2 separate regions of the Mus musculus genome follow, and region 2 is linked to region 1. A link is a contact called in ENCODE Hi-C or POLR2A ChIA-PET data. All regions are on one chromosome and are shown on one strand. The core of a region is the stretch at or near the end of the contact, and the rest is flanking DNA. Distances in the headings are between cores, read along the strand shown.

Evidence for each region. Hi-C counts contacts between places; a loop is a spot of excess contacts on that map. ChIA-PET counts read pairs that join two places held with the same protein, here RNA polymerase II (POLR2A).
Region 2: POLR2A ChIA-PET joins it to region 1 with 13 read pairs in embryonic stem cell. The contact joins the promoter of Mtmr2 here to the enhancer-like site in region 1. A Hi-C loop is called at or near these places in 2 of 37 maps with a recorded cell type or tissue (gastrocnemius and heart). POLR2A ChIA-PET finds 5 or more read pairs at or near these places in 4 of 5 experiments (Patski and embryonic stem cell).

Annotation. Positions count from the first base shown.
Region 1 is chr9:13,699,573-13,706,055 of GRCm38, forward strand. It overlaps Maml2 (mastermind like transcriptional coactivator 2), which reads left to right. Exons shown (of 5, transcript NM_001013813.3): 4 at 2,672-2,783; 5 at 6,020-6,483. Among named protein-coding and RNA genes, the nearest start is that of Mtmr2, 46 kb to the right of the region's middle. RefSeq lists an enhancer at 1-1,188. Within about 2 kb of position 3,604, at least 1 of the 3 ENCODE cell types and tissues checked has a DNase peak (open chromatin) inside an H3K27ac peak, as active enhancers do; it is heart, where a contact is called at or near this core.
Region 2 is chr9:13,746,204-13,752,686 of GRCm38, forward strand. Mtmr2 (myotubularin related protein 2) reads left to right here and starts at 2,976. Exons shown (of 15, transcript NM_023858.4): 1 at 2,976-3,197. The coding sequence starts at 3,118. Gm39291 (a long non-coding RNA gene) reads right to left here and starts at 2,999. Exons shown (of 3, transcript XR_870544.2): 1 at 2,619-2,999.

The DNA of each region.
Region 1 (6,483 bases), core at 2,354-4,853:
GTCTGGATGCCTTTGAGGGCGCCTATGCTTTTTAGCATATCCAGGAAGAAGCAGCCTTTGACGCCCCTTTACATTAGCATATGCTTTGTAGTCATTCAAGGCCTTGGCAAGGCCGGACAGGCACCGTATAGAGGCGTTTTCTCATAAAAGTTCGTTAGTCTCTCTCTACCATTCTCTCACCAGTGAAGCAAAAAAAAAAGTGAGACCAGTTGCAGTTCCTCTAGTGATCATCATCATTACAAACACGCATTATAAACCTACTGTGTGCCAGGCGCCATGCTGAGGTTTTACAGAACAAAAGGATTCATCCTTCTACAGGACTCTGAAAGAGATCCTAGAGCCTCCTAAATCTTACACTTTTATGACTGAGGACAAGACGAAACCACTGTAGCAAGAGACACTGGGCTATGATGAAAAGCTCTTGTCATTTGGCACAGAGGTGATTTCAGTAGTAGGTGTGAGTTTAGACGGGAGCCTCACTGTAGCTTCTGTTCAGTGTTGGCATCCGAACCTCTCTGGCCTTGTAGCATGGCAAGTCTGTGCTGTATACATAGGTATGGTAAAACATAGAGTTTTAAGGTTTCCAGAGGTGTATATGTTAAAGCTTTCAGCAGATTAGCTCATCAGTTGGAGAAGAAAAGGCCAATTGCTTATGATACATTAAGTCAATCTGGATTTGAAATCTAGTGTGTGATTGGGAATCAAGGAACTAATTGTACGCGCATGCACTTACACACACACACACACAACTGCTTCTTAGAAAAGGGATTTCATAAGATCCCGTTCTTGGCTTAAACATCGAAACTTTCACGTTACACACATGTTAACAACAGGGTTGCTTGCTCATAGCCATACTGGGTTGGTGGAGGGCACCAGGTTCTTCCTTAAACAGTTAGGGTTTAGACAAAACCACTCCACACTGACCACTTTTTCCCTTAATTTGTAAAACTGTGTTTAAAAGAAATGTAATCCATATGTTTCTGATTCATTTACACTTAGCTCATCGAAATTATGTTTTATATGAATTACTTGGTGTTCAAAAACACTCTATGAGTCTTTTAAGTTTCTTTTTTTCTTAGAAACAAGAAATAAAATTGGTTTGCTGTTATTTTAAGGCCCTTCCCTGCCCCCTCCGAGCACACACACTCCACTAAGAATTCAGAGCTGAGTGGAAGCTGTGAGTTTGGGTGGTGCAGATGCAGTACTGGCTCTGGCTGATGGCCTGCCTCATCTGTCTGTTACAGGTTTCTCTGTATTTATTGACTTTCCTCTAATTTCAGTCTTATGTCTCTACCTACGCCAATTATTCTTATCTTTAGAAACGGATATTGCTTTATAGTGTATACAGAACTGCACTGAAGCAATTCCAAAAAGTTCCCAAATGCACAGTAAGGAAGAAAAGAAGCAAGCATTTCTGTCCTAAGCTGATAGCAAGCGCACAGCTGAGCCATCTTGTTTCCTATATAACATAAAGCCTCAATGCACACCAACCTCAGACAGACGGGCTTATTCTGATATCATGATAAACTAAGACCAAATAGGCCACTTCATGATATTTTCTAAAAGCAAACAAGGTAAATATGTGACCTCCAAGCCCTAGATGATGTCCTCTCCTGCTAATGGGCATGGCCACTTCTCCCATCAATCTAGAAAAAGAATCCACTTACCAAGGTCACCCACGCCCAAGTCTTATGATAGGGTCGTTTTCACAGCCCTCCTGAGACAGCTGAGGCTCCTCACTGCCCCCTTGCTGCTGTGAATAATGAGAGCACTGGGGGTCAGTGACCTGAAGGTGGACAAGGTGTTGGCTATGGCAAACGGATGTCCAAATTCACTTATTAGGAAAAATCTAAAGATAGCTGGTTCTGGGACATTCTGTGCTTTTCCAACAGGACATTGAGAAGGTCTTTTATTGAGTGGCATGAAAGATTCTGAGTTCCCAACTCTGGAATTTGTTGTATCTGTAGTATTTCTGTGTGACCCTGGGCAAGTTACTTAGCCTAATGAAACTGGCCATGTCCTCTTTTAAATGATAATAGTCACCATTACCTTCAAACATTTGCTAAGGGAAGGTAGAAGAGAAGTCCTGTGCCTATGGTGCCTGAAAGGTTAGCAAGTCTCTTGAAACCTCTTCCGTGGAGAGTTGGTGGGGCTGCCAGACCAAGTTACTGACAGCTCAGGTGCTCTCTGTTGTATCTGGCTGGCCAACTATTTTCCATAGTCAACAGACAAGAAAGCTCATCAGACACACTACAACACAGAACAAACCCACAGACATTTGTTATCATTGAATCTAATTAGCAAATGACGGAAAGGAGCATGCTCAGTAGACACAAAGCAGGCGGAAGTGTATGGAGGAGCAGAAAGGACAGCTCCATACAGGAAGTGATTCAGACCGAAAGTCCTGCCTCTGAGTTTACACTACCACTTAACCCGAAACCCGCACAGTGAAGTCTCCCAGCTCCTCCAACCGAGTCCTCATTACATAGGCTGTGCTTGCTTCAAGCTTGTGGTCTTCCTGCCGCTACTCCCGAGCTCGCGGATTTCGGGTATACACCGCTGTGCTTACAAAAAGTCATTCTTATACTTGTACCTTTTTGACTATCATGCAGATTGTTTTTAGTGTAAAAGTGTTCATCCAATTCAATATGTTTTCATTTGTGTTTTCAAGGAGAAACTTTCCCCTCAGGATCAGATGAACAGACATCTGACAAGGCCGCCCCCAGACTACAAAGACCAAAGAAGAAATACGGGCACCCTGCAGCCAGCTGCTCAGTATTCGGGTAAGAGTTCTTTGAAACAAATATAAATCATAATTGTGAAAAAGCAAAGCGATTCTCTTTCCCCTATTTTCTTTCTCCATCTTGGAGAATAAATCTGCCCTAAACCTTTCTCTAGCTCCCATTTAGCTTTCATAGCCAAACATCTAGAACTCAGGGTTGTGGCTTACACCTGTATTCGCAGCACTCTCGAGGCAGGAGGAGCACTGTGAATTCAAGGCCAGCCTGAGCTACATAGTAAGTTCCACGCTAGCCCAAATTATATTATGAGATTCTTTCTTTACCCCATTGACCTCAGAGAGCTCCACGTTTAGTCCTTTCATGAGTTCTCGTGCTTGCTCGGTGATTAATACCTTCACTGCTTGTGAGAACCTTAAAAACGTGAATATTTTCTAACTGCCTTGTTCATCCAATGTTGACTTTGACCCAGACAGTACAAGGTTAAGAAGAAACATCTCCCTTTTAGAACATGTGCTGGCAACTTTCACAAGGTCTTTCCTCATTCCGCCTTTGAGCCCATCTCCCCAAGTATTCTCCTCCAAAGACAGTACACCCTGACAACCAGGAATTATTAAAAAGCAGAACATGTTTTTAATGAAGCCTCCCTTAACCAAAGGTGAATTCTGCTTAAGTCACAAAACCACAGTTTTTAATCACTCTCTTTCTCATAATGAAATGGGTGGAAAGGAGCTGCGGTAACTGAATCTCCAGGCTGGGAGCATAGGGTCTCCCCAGTGTTGTCAGAGTACAGGCTTTTGTCTTTCTGCTGCCTTAGCAAGTGGCTCCTGTCCTAAGGGCTGCCTTGTAGCCACCACAGCAGTCACCTCCATATCCATTTTCCAGGCAGGGAGAGGAAGGGGGAGCAGGAGGAGCCATGCCCCCTTGTAAAGCACTCTGCTGGGGCCTCTGCCCACTTTTATCTCTGGCCAGTGGTGTTCCTGTGGATTTTCCATCAGCAAGAAAACTCAGAGTATGTGCTTTGTCACATGACCACATTGCTATAAATATCAGGGCACTGTCTGAGAGGAAGACAGACACAGGACAAGGACACCCACCCAATCGCTCCTTCCAAGCAAGGCCTGTGCTTCTCCTGAGAGCAGTCTTTTGCATATCACCGCTGACCCCAAAGCAAGTAAAAGTATTTTCTTCCTGTAACTCTGAGAATAAAACAGGCACAGCAGAGCAAGACAGCCCCCTTCATATTGCTTTAAATCTTAACATTAGTCCAGAAACAATTCTTCCTCAGCTATTATATCAGGGTAAAGAACAAAAAGAATGTCACTACTTATATCTACTACACATTAGGGGCATCTAAGTCTTACCTGCTGTCTTGTGAGCTTTACAGAAATTCCCTTTGCTTTGGCTCTTTTCAAATGCTCTTTTCTGGACTGGTAAGATGGCTCAGTGGGTAATGGAGCTTGCTGCCAAGCCTGGTGGCCTAAGGTCAACCCACAGACCACCACACTGGAAAGAGAGAACCACCTCCCACAAATTATTTTTTGACTTTCACATGAGTATGGCAGCATTCTCACACCCAACACACATACACAAACACACACAGAAGTAATCAAATGTAAAATGCAAACCAACCAAACAAAAAACCGCTGCCTTTTTCATATGTCTCCTTAGGGTGTACCATTTGAGCCCAGGGTCTTATATTCGGCAAGCATCCTCCTGTTGAGCAGCATCTCCAGCTTTTAAACTTCTTATTTTTCCCCGTATTATTTGCATAGAACAAATTCCTTTGTCACAAAAATCTTCAGCTGCAAAGATGACATTGCTTAAATTCATAGCCCCTTGCTCTGAGTTAGCCTGATCATACACCAATGTGCAGCACACCATAGAGGATCTTGGTGAGGAGGTAGAAGAGACTCCTCCTGCACAAAGAACTTGTGGTCTGGTTAGGGATGCGCTTTGCAATACAGAACAAAGCGACTGTGCTGCCTTGGTCCTGTCTTTTGGGTTGTACATCATAATGTGTTGTCTTCAACCAATAGGTGGTTTCTTAAGTGGTCACTTGTGGGCATGATCTTTACTCTTATCTCACACGTGTGCATGTGTGTATGTGTGTTTCTGTTTCCATATCTTAATGAAAGTCTTGTTCTTCCTTCAATCTCTTTCATTAAATCATTCAAAATTCAATTGGACAACGATTCTGTCAGCCATTGTACTTGGAATATAGCTGTAAACCAAACAAGAGCAAAGGTCTTCCCTTGTGGCTTAGTTATCTAAGGGACTTCTTTCCTCTCCATTTTTGCCTCTAATCTTATTTCCCAGGGTTACTTCAAACCTTACTGAGCCAGGGATATTTCAATGCATTTATTGGTCACTGTCTGTTGAATGGAGCCACCCTGTTCATCAACTTGGGATTGCCCCCATCCAATCATTTGTTGACAGGCATCAGTTTCACTCTTTAGAGGCTTACTGGATTACCTTAGTGCTCAATGGAAGGGTCAAACAGAAAATAGCAGACGAAGAAACAAGACAGGACATTAGGAAAAGCTTCACATCAGAGCGTCAGGCTCAGTCTGAAACCTGAGGAAAATATAAAGCTCGGGGACTTAGTGGCCATCCTGGGAGCAGGAAAGAGATGAGCAAAGGTGGCTGGTGGTGTGTTCCAGAGAGGTGCGGTAGTAACCACACAGCCTCCAGCAGGCTTTCCATATGGAAATAATCGCCAGAGCCCAGATTACACCAAAGTCCAGATGCTTGAAACTTTGTCTGCCCTTTGGATGCAGGGAAGCCACTCACAGCAGCTTCCTGAATGAGGGCGATGCAGATAAAGAATAAATCATGATTGTCTAGGCCAAAGGTTAGGAATATTAGTGTGGTAGCCATGAATAGGATTTATCTCCACTTCCTCATTGTGACCCTGGGGTGAAGAGTAACCTGGATTTCATGACAGCTAGCTAACTAAAGTTGTAATCTTCGAATTTGGAACATAATAAAAATAATTCAAAAAGAAAGATTGATTATCACTTCAGTGACTTCAGAAGACAAAATAAAAACCATAAAACAGAACCATCCTATTTCACTATGCTTTCTGTAATGTGTAGGCTCTTAACCAAGGAGTGGCACAGGACAATGCTTCCTTCCAAATCTCTTCTGTTCTTTTCTGATATGTTTTTTGTCTAAATCATCTTGCACACAAAAGTAGTTCTGGAGATGATAAGTTGTTCAAGCTGCAATAAGAGATGTGGTACTGTCATGAATGAATGTGATTCTCTTCTCTGTCTTAGGTGGCTCCTCTACAGTGAGTTTAAACTCTAACCAGGCTCTGACAAACCCAGTTTCAACACACACCATTTTAACTCCAAACTCCAGCCTCATGTCTACGTCTCATGGGATGAGAATGCCATTGTTATCTACAGTTCAGAACATAGGGATGTATGGAAACCTGCCTTGTAACCAGCCTGGCACCTACAACGTCACTTCAACAATGAACCAGCTGACACAACAGAGAAATACAACTCAACTGATAACAAATCAGAACAACCCTCTGATGTCTCGGCCATCTCCCTTAGGGGCAAATAACGGTAACAATGTGGCCACCTTTGGAGCTGGATCTGCTGGCAGTTCACAGCAATTGAGACCAAATTTGGCTCACAGTTTGTCAGGCATGTCAGCCCAGAGGTCATCAACTGTCATGATCACAGCCAACACGACAGCAACAAACTGGGCTTCTCAAGAGGTGACAGGGAAA
Region 2 (6,483 bases), core at 1,726-4,225, 46 kb after region 1:
TACCAGCCTGTTAGTTTATCTGAGTTCAAACTTAGGTCAGGTTCTCTAAAATGGAGTCTGAACTTAAAAGATTTGGCCTTTCAACAGCATCACTACTGGATCTTCACCAGGACTCCTCCTGGTTATCCTGCTATGGTCCTTTGCCATGAAGATCCTGCAGCAAGACCAGCCCTTTCAAGAATTCTAACAGTTCACAGATGATGTAGATTTTAGGGGTGGGCCTGGCTGGTTCAACTTTCTTTTTCTTTTTTTTAAAAAGATTTTTATTTATGTGAGACCACTGTAGCTGTCTTCAGACACACCAGAGGGCGCATCAGATCCCATTACAGATGGTTGTGAGCCACCATCTGGTTGCTGGGAATTGAACTCAGGACCTCTGGAAGAGCAGTCAGTGCTCTTAATTGCTGAGCCATCTCTCCAGCCTTAAGCTTGCTTGCTTTATTGTGTTGTCTAGAACCACCCTCCTGGGGATGGTGCTGCTCATAGTGGGATGGGCCTGCCCACACTCATCATTAATCAAGAAAATGCTCCACAGTCATGCCCACAGGCCAATCCAATGGGGGATTCCTTAATTGAGGTTCCTTCTTCCCAGCTGACTCTAGTTTGGGTCAAGTTGACAGAAACTGACTAGCTCACCATACTTCTTGTTTTGTGAGGCAGACTCCTTCACTTTTGCCTGAACTCAATTTGACTAGACTGGCCGGCCAGGTGAATAAGCAGGAATGCACCCATCTCTGTCCTCTTGGCAGTGAGATTACAATCGAGCCATGAAGCTCTCCCTCCCATTCTCTCTCTCCCTCCCTCCCTCCCTCCCTCCCTCCCTCCCTTCCTTCCTTCCTTCCTTCCTTCCTTCCATGTAGGTCCTTAGGGGATGGAGTTCACATCTTCATAGTTGGACAGCAAGCCTTTTACTGAGCCATTACCTGATGCTGAAGTATTCTTAAAAAAATGAGGCATCTGGGGTGTAAAAAAGTCTTAGGTTCATATTTCCTGGCTTTATGACATAACAAGCAATGCGTGAGATAAATAATGCAGTGATTTAAACTTCATCTGAAATTATTCTTTGCTTTTTTATTCTTCTTCATTCCGGTTAGATGTAGAGCTAGAGTGCTTGGGGAAGAAAACCAACAATAACAACAGATCTATTTACTAAGAACTTCCTGTGCAACTGACTGTTAAGAAAAACAACCTGTTCAGTTGTCAGAGATGAACAACAAACATTCAAAGTAAGTTTAGTGACAGAATCAGGATTGCAATGCAGACTTTTCTGGTTGCAACCCCTCTCCATTTGATACTGTTCCATAATAACTAGAGAGGGTCATGCACAAGTTATATTACCAGGAAGCCAGGTTTGTAATAACCAATACAGTGCTAGAAATGGGTCTTTCATTTAAGGGTTCATTCTTCTTCAACATTCATAGTTGGGAAGACACAAGTTGAAGTGTTAGGCGATCATTAGCATTTAAAAAGTCTGATAGAGAAAGAGAAGCAATAGATGCATTCTATCGTGAATCTTACAGATATTTGTGTTTGTCAAAGTGTTTCATTTCACTATTTATTTTCCTGGGCTATCAGAGAGGTGCAATTAAAATCTCTTGAAAAATTTCAGAGATGAAAATAATTGCTTATCATTTATCCTGGTCACCTGGAGATGAACAGATTTTTCTATCACGTGTTCCCAGCTCTGCTTTTCTGTTTTATCACAGGCTCAAAAAACAATGGAGCCAAGTGACCATGGACTGGAATCTTTGAAACCATCAGCCAAAATAAATCTTTCATTGGGAATACTGTAAAGGAAAGCTAGTACACAAATTATTTCCTTGGTTCTATAAATTATGATTGTGTTTTAAAACCAAGTTTTAAATTAAATCTAGTTTGTAAGAACACAATTATATTTATCCTAGCAGGATTTTTTTAAAAGTTTCTTTTATTTACAGAAATAATCTTTGTGTTTTTGCTTTCCAGACGTGTGAGGTGTTTAAGGCAGAGTCACAATTAGAGAAATTCCTCCAGTACTTTCCTTCCTGTGTCCTGAGTAACAGAAAGTCACGGGTATTAACATTCCCTCTTTACCCAGTTTCTGTTCCTTTATCACATTCCATCTCCACACTCCCTTCCTGCTTTGTAAGGGAATATGAAGCAGCACACCGGAGGTAAGTCTGTTCTCCATGTTACATCATGACATTCAGTAGTGTTTTTGTCTAATTCTTTTTGTGATTTTAGCAGCTTCTCCCTCATTCTCACTTCAATACTTACTATGCCTTATAGGTTGGTGTCAATGTGCTTATCAGCTACAGACACACTTTCAAGCCACTTTAACCCATACTTTTGTCACTGGAGGCCTGAAAATTCAACTCCATTCTCACTTTCCTTTGTATAACGCTGTTCAGAGATGGAAATTTCCCTTCCCCTCCCCATTCAGGGTAGCTGTTACTATCTTTCTCCTACAAACCACTTGTTAGTGGTCTGTCATCCTTTAGTTTTCTTTCATTAACAGTTACCATTTATTAAGTTTGTTAGGTTGTTTATATATTGACTACTGTCTGAGTGCTTAAGCAGGCATTGCTTTAGGCGTTTTATATTTATCAATAGTTATTCTGTGAGGTTAATATACTTACACAGAAGGAAGCAGATGTAAATGCAAGGTAACTGGAGGCCGTGGGATCAGTCTGCTTAGCTTCACTGTTACCGTTACAAAATGGGTTCTCACATCACGTATGATCTCACATCACTACTTCTAACCTCACCCTTAAATACCTCACCCCCTCATCCCACAGGCCGCCCACATTCCTCTCATTTTCCTCGAGTCCACCTCTCCCAAGCCGTCACATCTTGTGTTTTCTCTGACATACTAGTGTCCTCTTCCTTCTGGAGATTTTCCTGTTAGCTGACTCTCACTGGGCGGCCAGGCGCATGCGCATCGCTCCGCTTTGTAGCGCCACGGGGCCCGACTCCCGACAGCCCCCGCGCGCAGTGCAGGCTGGGGGAACATGGCCGCTTCCGGTCTCGGAGCCTGCCTGGCGCGGGGCTGACCGCGGCTGCGGCCCCGTGCGCTCCTCCCTCTGCATCTCGCGCCGGCGGCCGCGGAGGGCGCAGCGGCCTCCAGTTTCTCGCGCCATGGAGAAGAGCTCCAGCTGCGAGAGTCTCGGCGCGCAGCTCCCGGCGGCAAGGCTGCCCAGCGAGGACTCACTGTCCAGGTGAGGCCGGGCGTATGGGGACGGAGGCCGGGAGCAAGTGTAGATGGAGACGCCAGGGCGTGCGGGAAGAGAGACTGAGGCTGCTCCTGCGGGAGGGAGGCCGGGGCATGCGGAGGAGAGACCTGGGCCTAGAGAGGCTGGACCCCGAAGAGGGCAAAAGCCGCGGGCATCCCGTGGGTATGGAGAGCCCAGCAGAGCAGTGCTTGCTTCCTCCTCTGGGCCTTTGGTGCGAGAAGTGAAAATACAGTTTCTTTATGGCCACTGCCCCTCTAATTCCCGCTCATTTTCCGGTCCTAGATTTTGCTCCAGTTGTGTTTAAGGACGCAGCGTTTTTTACTTTATCAGGAGTTCAGTTGTCAAGGGCGTGACATTTTCATTCTTGTGCTCTAATCACAGTTTGGGGACCAGCCCATTACCAGACAAGAGGCTTTAGAGGACACTGAGACAAGCGTGCTTAGATTTGAAATGGAGAGGGGACGAAGCCTTCAGAGTCAGCTTCTCAGCTTAAACATCAGTGACATTACCATCACAATATACATTATATGTGGTGTCTGTTTGGAGCATTCTTCAATTAACTGTAGATAACAGCTTTATTATAGAACTTGTCAGTTTAAATTTTAAGCTTAATGTAGGCAGACAGCCACAGATGAATCGAATGTACAGGCAAGGTAGACTGTTATTTCCACTTACTGTGTTAAGTGTTTATCTAAATTATTTCAAGTTTTGTTTTGTTTGTCTACAAAGTACTACAAGCAAGTATTAATGTTTGATTATGATAGCTCAGCTTTTTTCTGCCCGGTCACTCCAAAGTTGTTTGTTTGTTTACAGATGCTCAAATAAATTATCTTATTTGCTTTCATACATTCTACAAAATCATCTTTAATATTTCTCAATGTATCACACAATTTCTTTCACCCAGTAGATTGATAAACGTATTACTATTTAAAAGTGTCTTTGTGTGTGTGTACTTGCATGAGTTCATGTGTACCACAGGCATGGAGGAGTCCAGGAGGTGAGATTCCCTTAAACTGGAGGACAGGTCGGTGTGACCCTCCTGTGGATGCTGGGAACTGAACCCTGGTCCTCTGTCAAAGTAGCAAGTGCTCTCAACTGCTGAGCCATCTCTTCAGCTCTCACTTAAATTACTGTTGAGTTTAGCTATGAGAATTATTTCTACTTGTTGGAGAGTGGAGATTATCTCAGTTTAGGAAAAACTCCAAGTTTATAACTGAAGTTGATAAAGCCCTAATGGTCTCAAATGCTTCTATTATGAGATGAATTTAGTTGAAATACTGTGTTTGAATAATTATTTTCTGGGAGTAACATAAATATGAAAGTAAACATAACTCATTTCAGGGTCCCTTTTTAAGGTTATACACAGTGTTAGAGTTGGAGGAATGGCTTGGGAAGTATAGCTTCTACTAAAAGTGTGGTTTGATGGATTACATGAGAGTCATTTTAGAGATGTTGGTTTAACTTTGCCTTCTGTGTCATATAGATCTGATTTTTTGGCTTGAAAAGACCATTTATTTTTTCTGTATACAACGTTCAGAAATTTCTAATCAACTGTGGTGCACACTGATGGGTGACTCTTGCTTGGCATTGCCCTGTTGAGGCAGTTCCTGGGTACTCGGTACACATATGGCTCCCCTTTGCTAGGTAACATCCTGGTCATCCTGCTGTTTCTATTGTATTTTGTTGGTCTGTCTCTGACTCTTTGTTTAAGTTGGACTCTGGAATATAAATATAAATAAGTACTTACTGTAGGCCAGTTGTGAGGGCTCGGCTAGACCTGCCCTTCAGTGGTGGCGATATTACTACCTACATCTAGTTTCCATCTTCCAGGCTCCCATTAAGCTTCCAGCAACCCCAAGCTCATCCTCAGCTTCCTTGGATGTGAACCCACCTGGCACCCTGTGTGCTCTTTATTGATAGCATTTTGTTTTCTTTCCTGTTTTGGGCATAGCCCTGTCTTTATTGAGCTTGTTAAGGCCTCTTTTTTTTTTTTTTTTTCTTTTGATTACTTTGACTCCTATTTTCTAATTTTCCCTGTCAGTCATTTTAATGTGTCTTTTCTTCATCATATATCCTCAAGCTGTAGCTATTCTGGGCAATATTTTATTTGTCTTTGGTTATTTTGATATTTATAAGTTGCTTTCTAGTTGATAAATTTATTTGATTGCTTGGTCCATGTCCCATATTTATGCCTAACTTTCACCAACAAAGCAAGAGGATATTCATATACTGAAGGCCATTCACAATTGCTTTCTTACGCCTAGTCTCCTGAGTGCCATAATTATAGGTGGACACCATCCTTCCTACCCCTCAACTTAATTACACTTTTAAATTGTAAGTTAACGTCATTTGAAAATAATGAATCCTGGGTTACTGTTTCTGTGAGTTTTAATCATGGTCTTTAGAAGTAAAGAGTTCCCAGATGCCTGAAGCATATTTTGTTGCAAAATCTCCTCTGTAGTTTTAGCTTCAAAGTCACTTTAAAGTGATATGTTGGCCGGAAATAGGTTTCTGTGTTTCTTCAAGTAGTGATAGTTATATAATACCACATTCTTAGGTATTCCCATTGTGACTCGTGGTGTGTTTCTGAGGCAGCTGGCCAGGACTAGTGTCAGAAGTTATAGATTCAGGATGAGGTGAGGTGACTGTATGGCTGATTGTCTCTCTTGACATTGTTCTTATTGGCGTAGAGTCTTGCACTGATTGTATTGGTAATCTAAAAATTATTTTGAATTTCACTATTTCTAGATCCTAAAAGAACTTTAACATTCTCTTTATTTAAGACCCAATATTATTATGAACTCACCACTCACCAGGACGTTTATCAAGACTTTTTTGTTTTTGTTTTTGAAACAGGGTTTTTCTGTGTACCCCTGGCTGTCCTGGAACTTGCTCTGTAGATCAGGCTGGCCTAAGATCAAAAGATCTACCTGCCTCTGCTTCGAAAGAGCTGGAATTAAGAGTGGTGGCTGGAATCAAGCCACCACCAGCAGCAGCCTTACTATCATGATTGTGTTCATGTATGAAAGATAATGCTGAGATTAAAGCTGAGTTTGGGCTTAGTGTACTTTTTCTTTCTTAAATCTCAGCTTTAAAGGAAATTTTCTGAGTATTTATTATTTGCAGCTATGGGTAACATACTCAAAAGTATAGACTCTAAGACTTTTCCTAATAAGATATATCACTGTAAGATATACTTATAAAAAGCATAATAATGGAAAAATTATATGAGAGCGTAAATAAACCAAACGAAAGTAACCTGAATTGTACC